Regions from separate parts of the Homo sapiens genome. Here region 2 is linked to region 1. The links are chromatin contacts, found by Hi-C or POLR2A ChIA-PET in ENCODE. All regions are on one chromosome and are shown on one strand. The core of a region is the stretch at or near the end of the contact, and the rest is flanking DNA. Distances in the headings are between cores, read along the strand shown. Region 1 overlaps LINC01554 (long intergenic non-protein coding RNA 1554). Region 2 overlaps LOC101929710 (a long non-coding RNA gene).

Region 1 (4,038 bases), core at 460-2,959:
CTGGAATGTGGCAGAACTGGGAGCTGAATCCAGGACAGTGGTTTCCTCATCTGCTCTAGCCAGGAGCAGGCCAGGCCACCCTTCTGGACACAGTCTATCCCACGTGGGGACAGACTGGCCAGCCCCAGCCCGTGGGTCTCAACGCGGCCAGAGCTGCTGTGAGAAATCTTGTTTGTTTTAGCCTTTGGAGTCCTGTCTGTTCTCTGACCTCTGACCCAGAACTGTGTGTTCCAACCACTTCCCAGTCTGTTGTCCTGGCTCAAAACAAAGTGAACGAAAGCTCTTTCCTCAAGCCCTGCTCTCATACTCCAGGGCTCTGTGAAAATGAGTGGTATGGGCACATGGCTGGTGAGTCACTGTGGCCCTAAAATGAGCGGGAAAATAGAGGGCAGGTCCGGGCCTCGCAGGGCACTAATGGCAGGGAAGCAGGAGGGTCAGCATCAGGAGCCTGGCCTTTGGCCCGCAGAGACCTGAGTCCTCCCCTTACTCCTGAGCTGTGTAACCTTAGGCAGGGAACTTACCCCTCTGGGCCTCAGTTTCCTCATCGGGAAAGCAGGGCTGATCATAGTGCATGGCTTATAGAGCAGTTTTGAGGATTTCATGAACAAAAAAACAAAGGTAAAGCACTTAGCCTTCTGCCTGGCATGAGTAAACCCTCAGGAAACTGTAGTTATTATTTAGTAGCCAGGAAAATACAGAACACTTAATCTGTTGGCTCCCTGGTGTTTCTCGAACTGTCAGCAAACACTTCCACATCACCAGCCAGCAGAGCCATTCATCAAACACCTTTGCCTTTGTCTGTCAGGCCTCCCACTTCAACAAGTGTCCCTGGGTTTAAGTCAGTAACCTCCTAGGCACGGAAAGTTGCCTCACGCATGTGACATGCGAGCACGTCTCTAAAGGGGCAGAGGATCTGGCAAAAACATAGACTCGCAACTTGTCTGTTTCCTGAGACACCCACAATTGGCCTCGTGGAAGTGGTTGACTTCTTCCCATAGCTGCCTGTGTCTTACTTCATCGCCTCCTCCAAGCCCAGGGCCAGCCCTGCCTGGCTGGGGGATCATGACAGTCTTTGTTCCCATATGGGCAAAGTCTTTTGAAAAGAGGGAAAGATCATTAGTTAGCTGTCAGCCTCCAGCGTGGTTAGGTCATGAGTAATTCTTCTAGAGAGCCAGAGCACTGGCAATTCATTTGGTCGAGAACGTTTTATCTACTTGAACGGCGTAGCGAGGAAATAAATGGAACAAGTTATATCAAAATCTCTGTCAACTGAACAATTCCTTACCAATCCAACAAGGAGTATGACGACGATGCCACTTTTCCTACCTTTGAGAGGTCATGCACAGACACCGCACATGAACACACCACATTATACCCCCCCCACCACAAATGGGTGTACCCCCTCTCCCCCCACATACTCACTGGTGCACATATACACGCCACACCACATTCTGTAGTGGGGAAAGGATCATGTGCAGCCTTAAGGGCTGGTTTGCGTAACGGGTGCATATTTCTGCTAGTGTTTTTGTTCTTGCAGTCAGGACTGGCCGTTGTCTGAAAGCAAACCTCAAGGACAGGACTTCTGGACTCCGCAGCCACTTCAGGCTGCTGCTCCATCGCATGAATTCCAGCAGGTGGCGCTGCACCCCGCGCGGACCCGGCTTGCCTCTCGGCCCCAGGGAGGTCGGTTGATGAGCAGTCGGGAAGTGGGTCTGCGCGCACCCCGCTGCAGCTGTGGCAAACGCAAACGATGACACACAGGCTTGACGAGGGCCTTTGTCAGAAGCAATGGGGATCTGGCGTCACCGCACAATGGAAAACAAAGTGCTTCTGCCTGGCTGGCCAGAATGCACGTTTGCTCACTATTGATGCTGGGGCATTTACAGGCAGAATGAGTTCATGTGAAATTTCAGGATCTGCCATGACTCAGATTCACTTTCTGTAAACCAGAGTCAACATTACATTTCCCTTTACTCTGGGCCATTCCTTGAATTTTTAGGTCACCAGTTGTTTTTGTACTAACTGAAGGGATTTGAGTATTTCACAAGCACCTTATTTTTATTAGCATTTTTAGGGCATTACCAATTTGGGACGGATCTGTAGTGTGAGAGATTGTTGTCACTCTTAGCTCCAAACATAGGTTGACTTTATATATTATTTACATGTTCAGAATTATACTGTGTAGAAATTCAAATGAAACTTGCAAAATACTTTTCTGGCAGGAAGCCCTGGAGAGGATCGTTCATGGAAACAAGGATGACGACTGGGGTAAGAAATGCAGGTGACTCGTGAGTGGTCAGGGAGTGGAAGAGAAGACGGCTGGAAGGTTTTAGCATTCAGAAAAAAAATGGAGACAACTAGAGTTGATCTGAAGATTATGGCAGAATTCAATATTGGGGGAAAGAAACAAGATGGGGGTTAGAAATTAGAAACAGCAGAGCTCCACAGGTTGGAAAGGTTGGAAAGGATTTGAGCAAGAGAACAAGGAGCCTGCTAATAGCACCCTGGGTTTACATCAAGAGAAGCACCTGGAGAGAATTAACTCGGGAGGAGGTGGGGGCATGGGAAACCTTTTCATCTCCAAGAGCGGGCAGGAACAGCAGCTGGCCTGAACTTGAAGGTACACCAGGTAGCTTGCGTGGGCCAGGAGAAGGTGATTCTCTTCTATGCCTCTCTCCAACGCCCTGCTTCTGATGCTGCTCCTCTACCTGTATTGAGGGGAAGATACATCCCTAAGAAGTTCCCTGAACCCCATTCTTTGTTGTGGCTAACTGGTCCCCTTGGAATTTTTCTACTAATTTTCAATTCCCCCTCTCACCTGGTGAAATCTTGAATCTTACTGTTCAATAAAAGTTCTTCTACCGAAATTTCTATACCACGTTGAATTTTTTGTGTTTCCTTTGTTTTTAGTTCTTTGGGAGTTTTACTTAGAAAAAAAAGCCTCTGGGGACTAGATAAGGAAGGAAACCTTCATGTGGACCCTCTTGAGCTCTGTTTTCTTTCCTGGCCTCACTGGTGTGGGCTCTCTGGCTGCCCTGCTGATCTCTTGCTTTACTGCATTTGGGTGAGGACTGAGGAGAGGGACAGGAGTGTATTCACTGGATACTATTCAGACTAAAGGATTAGATGTCGTAGGTGAATAAGCAAGAAAGCAAACACATAAACAAAACATCTGAACGTTTTCAATCCAAGTGGAGCAGAATTTAGCTTTTCCAGCTAAACTGCCCCACCCCTGGCACCCAGGGAAAATGGTGCTCGTATTGTAATATATTCTCCCATGGATGCATGCAATATTATGAGTATTTTTTGCCTTGTGATGTAAATTCTCTTTCTTCCTCACTCAGAAAAACATATTGTAGTTGAAAGGAAAAAAAAGAATTCTGGCCGGGCGCGGTGGCTCATGCCTGTAATCCCAGCCCTTTGGGAGGCCCAGGCGGGTGAATCATCTGAGGTCAGGAGTTTGAGACCAGCCTGGCCAACATGGCGAAACCCCATCTCTACTAAAAATACAAAAATTAGCCGGGCATGGTGGCAGGTGCTTGTAATCCCAGCTACTCAGGAGGCTGAAACAGGAGAATCGCTTGAACCTGGGAGGCAAAAATTGCAGTGAGCCGAGATTGTACCACTGCACTCCAGCCTGGGCGAGACTCAGTCTCAAAAAAAAAAAAAAGAAAAGAAAAAAGAATTCTGATCCTTTTTGAGTGTGTGTGTGTATGTGTTTTATGTGTGTGTGAGAGGACACAAATTCAAACTGAAACTTTGCTAAGTAATAGGTTTTAACTGATCTGGATACATCAGGGTAGTGAGAACAGTAAGTCTGGAAAAGAAAACAATAGTTATCAATACACATACACTCTCCCATACATAGAACAATGCCTAGGTCTATTGCATTTTAATATCCGCCGAATAGGTAGCATGAATTCACATCATTTCAGCGATGGGGAAATGGAAACTCGCAGAGAGCTTAACTGAATTTCCTGAGACCATGGGATGTCAGAAGGGCCACTAAATCTTTCAACTTCCAACTCATACTTTAAA
Region 2 (4,091 bases), core at 1,342-3,841, 530 kb after region 1:
ATAATGTGGCGTTAAATAAATCTATACAGCCTGACATAGTTAAGTGTACTATTAGCTGACATTGAACATAAAAACAGAAGAGTGAAAAAGGTGTATGAGGTCTTCTTAGATAACTAAGCAGCCGAATGAAAATACAGAAAGATATTTCACTGCTGCTATTCTAATGTCGCTACTTCACTTTTTCTAAGCTTTGGATTTCTCTCCTCATTTCCTCTTTCCATAGGATTCTGTTCTCAGCTAGTGTTTGATACCACCTAAGGGTTCTGTCAGTTTAGTGCTCACACAGTTTATCATGCATCTTCACCACTTATTAGCTATGCGACCTTGATCAGGTGAATTCTGCTGTTTGTGCTACTACTGTATTTCCCTCTCTGTAAAGTGGGGGATAATAATAAGTGTATCTACAACACTGAATGAAGAATAAGTGAAACCATCCATGTACTGGGCTCAGCATCTTGACTACCACCCCCAGTGGATCCTCCCTGGGCATCAGCTATTATTCTTCTCTGCTTTTATTCATTGGCACTTTCATCTGATTTGCACAAAGAACTATATTAATTAATTAAACAAATACATATTTAATGGCTATTGCATACCAGGCATTGTGCTAGGATGAGGGATACAACGATGAATAAAAACAGTGCCCATGAGAGCAGAGGGCATGTCCACATAGTATTTAATACATTATGCTATTTCTGGCCTCTATCACAGTGTCTGACAGAGAGTGGGTGTTTCATCCAAATAAGCAAATAATCAACCCTATGAGGTAAATGAAATTATTATTCCCATTTTACAGATGAAGAAACTGAGACTTAGAAAGGAAGAGTAATCCATCCAGTGACACCCAGGTAGCTAGTCACAAAATCCCTCCCTAGGGATGGAGGAAGAAAATGCTAACACTGCCAATTCATGCTGCTTGAGAAGGGTTAATCTGGCTTCCCAATTTCTAATTTCCAAAGCACATCATGGACCTGCAGATAAACTAAATGCTCAACAACACTGTCCATAAGTACTCATTGATGTTCACCTTGTGTACAAGACACGGTGCTAATCTTTGGGATACTGCAGTTAACCTGAGAGACATTAGAGGAGCTTACATTCCGTTCGGGGAGACAGCTATAAACAACTGGTTATGTGTGTGGTTGCCTTGTGATAAACACTATGTAGACACATATACGAGAGGTTCTGACTTAGGCTGCTATTATGATGATCAGAAAGGCTTCCCTGAGGAAAGAATTTATAAACTAAGCTCTGAAGGGTGAATAGGAAAGAAGTAACTAGAAAAGAAATGGAGGAAAGCATTTCTAGCAGAATACCATGTTCAAGAACTTGGAACATTAGCATACCGGAGGAAGGCTAGTGTGCTAGTGTGCTAATGTGCTATACCCTGAGACTGAGTGGGGCAGGGAGATGACATGGAGCTATGGAAACAGGTTAGGGACAAATTGCCCAGGGCTTCAGACCCATGCTAAGCATTTTGATTTTGTTTTGTTTTGTTTTTGAGGTGGAGTCTCTCTCTGTCGCCAGGCTGGAGTGCAATGGCACAATTTCGGCTCCCTGCAACCTTCACCTCCCAGGTTCAAGCAATTCTCTGCCTCAGCCTCCCGAGTAGCTGGGACTACAGGCGCAGGCCACCACGCCCAGCTAATTTTTTTGTATTTTTAGTAGAGATGAGGTTTCACCATGTTGGCCAGGATGGTCTTGATCTCCTGACCTCGTGATCTGCCTGCCTTGGCCTTCCAAAGTGCTGGGATTTCAGGTGTGCATTTTGGTTTTATCCTAAGTACTCTTCAGTGAGTTTTCAAGAAGAGAGTGATGTGACAAGATATGCAATTTAGAAACATCACAGTATGAATGGAGACCAGGGGCACTCTGTTGCAATAGCAATGTGAAAGAAGATGGCAGTGTGGACCAGGATGGTAGCACTGGAGAAGAGTAAGTGGGCAGGCTTGAGAGATACTCAAGATGTTGAGTTCATAGACTTGTGACTTAGATCAGGGAGATGAGTAGGAGGCCGACCTGAGTTTTATGGGGTCTGAAGCTCATGGAACTGGAGAGCTCTTTCAGAAATGGATACTGGATATGGGAAGGTCCCAGGATGACTGTCCAGGTCCTAGGCATTTTATACAGGCACAATGAGGTATGTACAGAGAAGAGGAGGTATCTCTTCTCTGCACCTCTTTTTATTAAGAAGCCACACTTTTCTCAGAATCCTCCCCAGCATTCCTTTCATGCGTAGGAAATTGGGTAGAAAATTAGATAATTCCTTCCAGTTCTGAGACTCAGTGATTGTGGTGGGAACAAAACATTTTAGGAAGCACAATTCTCATCAGCAAGCTGAGAAGACAATCCACATCTGTACTCTAGTGACAAGATATAATTATTGTTCAATAAGATACTTTTGATATAATTATGCTGGGACAACAGGGATAAACGAAAGCTGTCCTTGACAAATTGGAACAATGACCACTCTATCTCTTATGGACATACGTGACTGGGTGAGTTCCCTCTCTTCTTCCCACCTCTGAGCTGTCTTCCCTGCCCTTGTATCCCTGCTGCTGGGCTATGACTCATCTTCCTCACTGACCACAGTTGGCACCTCTTTTCCGTCAGCTGACTGGCACTGCAGCATTTTCCACTGGGGCAAGGAGAAGGCATGAGCTGTAAGCTCTCAGAAATAATCAGGAGCATGGGGATTGTTAGCCTTGCTTCTGATGGAACCCAGACTCAGGCTGGGAAATTATTGACAGGATGTAGTTGGCTAGGAGATAGTGTCTTTCCAAGTGAGCCGAGAGAACACTGGTCCCTGAATATGCTCCAGGAGAAAGGGATTCTGTCTGGACAAATGCTGAAAAATGCACCCCTAAAGAGTCTTAGTACACGCTAGTATATATAAAAGGCTATTGAGAAGTCCTACAGTGAAAAAATGCAAAAAACTCAGGTTTTGTCCACAACTGTGCAAGACTTGGGCATCCTTTTTAAACATACACACCCCACACCACTGATAAATATCCCAAAGAATAGACTTGGAGAAACTTTTTAAAAAGAAGACACATTAACATCAAGCCAGGAAGGCCAAGAAATGGGGAGACAAATAGAATGGCCCAACATACTAGAATACTCCTAGAGTCAATGTGCTGGTTATTAACATATCTTAGCATCCCTGGGGATGAGCCACACATGAGTTCATGGGATTGATTCTTCATCCAAATGTTGCTTGAGTTATTGGATTGGTCTGTTGCCTCCTAAGAACGTTGGTTCCTTTCAAAATAGGTCAAGGAGTGATGATTGACAAGGACAACTTCTCTCACCCTTAAATTTGTTGGGGTTTCCAAAATTTGAAGAAGCGGTATAAACTCTCTAGGTGTTCCTGGAAGCATGAGATTGCTTATTAAGGCATCAGTTTGCAAAATTTGGAAGTAAAGCTAAAAAGTGAAACAGAGTGAAGGAGCAAAAAGATAGGGTTGGATAAACCAGTTTTAAAATTGCGGCTTAACTGTACAACCTTTGGCAAATGATTTAACCTTTCTGAATCTCAGTTTCCATATATGTAAAAATACTTCACTTGTAGGATAATGCAAGCATTAGAAATAACATGTCTTATTCATGAATTATCATTGTGAAAATATAGAAAGTGTATGCTTAATGCAAAGAAAATGTTCAGTTAACAAAAGCTTTCCTATTATTTCAAATAACAGAAAAGAATCTGCAGTAGATTCCTATGGTTCAGGAAGGCATACTCTGTTCATGGAGCAGAAGGAGCAGAGTGGATGATTCAAACTGTCATGTATATTAATGCTATTGCCTTGCAAATTACAAGGCAGTTAGGAAAACATTTATCTTCCTTCTCATGAGGTTAAAATTGTTTTTAAGAATAAATATTTATTCCGTGCTATAAATATCTTCTAAAGTGTCATGTCACCTTTTTTGTCTTGCTAATATAAGGCATAGCTTGGATGCTGGAATTACTGCCAGGTTAAAATCTCAGCTCTACTCCTTGCTATCTGCATGACCTTAAGCAAGTAAACAAAACATGTTACCCCTCAGTGTCTCACTTTCCCATCCTCAAAATAAGGACAATAATATTATTT

Evidence for each region. A loop is a pair of places that touch in the nucleus more often than their neighbours do. ChIA-PET counts read pairs that join two places held with the same protein, here RNA polymerase II (POLR2A). Pooled maps may share reads with other maps.
Region 2: a map of Right ventricle myocardium inferior shows a loop between it and region 1 (5-fold over the local background). The contact joins two enhancer-like sites. A Hi-C loop is called at or near these places in 2 of 168 maps with a recorded cell type or tissue (Right ventricle myocardium inferior and cardiac septum) and 4 of 50 pooled maps. POLR2A ChIA-PET finds 5 or more read pairs at or near these places in 1 of 52 experiments (WTC11).

What each region holds. Positions count from the first base shown.
Region 1 is chr5:95,857,267-95,861,304 of GRCh38, forward strand. LINC01554 (long intergenic non-protein coding RNA 1554) reads left to right here. Exons shown (of 3, transcript NR_026936.1): 3 at 1,538-2,867. Among named protein-coding and RNA genes, the nearest start is that of LINC01554, 7.1 kb to the left of the region's middle. Within about 2 kb of position 1,710, at least 30 of the 41 ENCODE cell types and tissues checked have a DNase peak (open chromatin) inside an H3K27ac peak, as active enhancers do.
Region 2 is chr5:96,381,965-96,386,055 of GRCh38, forward strand. All of the region lies in intron 4 of LOC101929710 (a long non-coding RNA gene), which reads left to right. It also overlaps a transcript of CAST not described here. Among named protein-coding and RNA genes, the nearest start is that of PCSK1, 49 kb to the right of the region's middle. Within about 2 kb of position 2,592, at least 4 of the 41 ENCODE cell types and tissues checked have a DNase peak (open chromatin) inside an H3K27ac peak, as active enhancers do.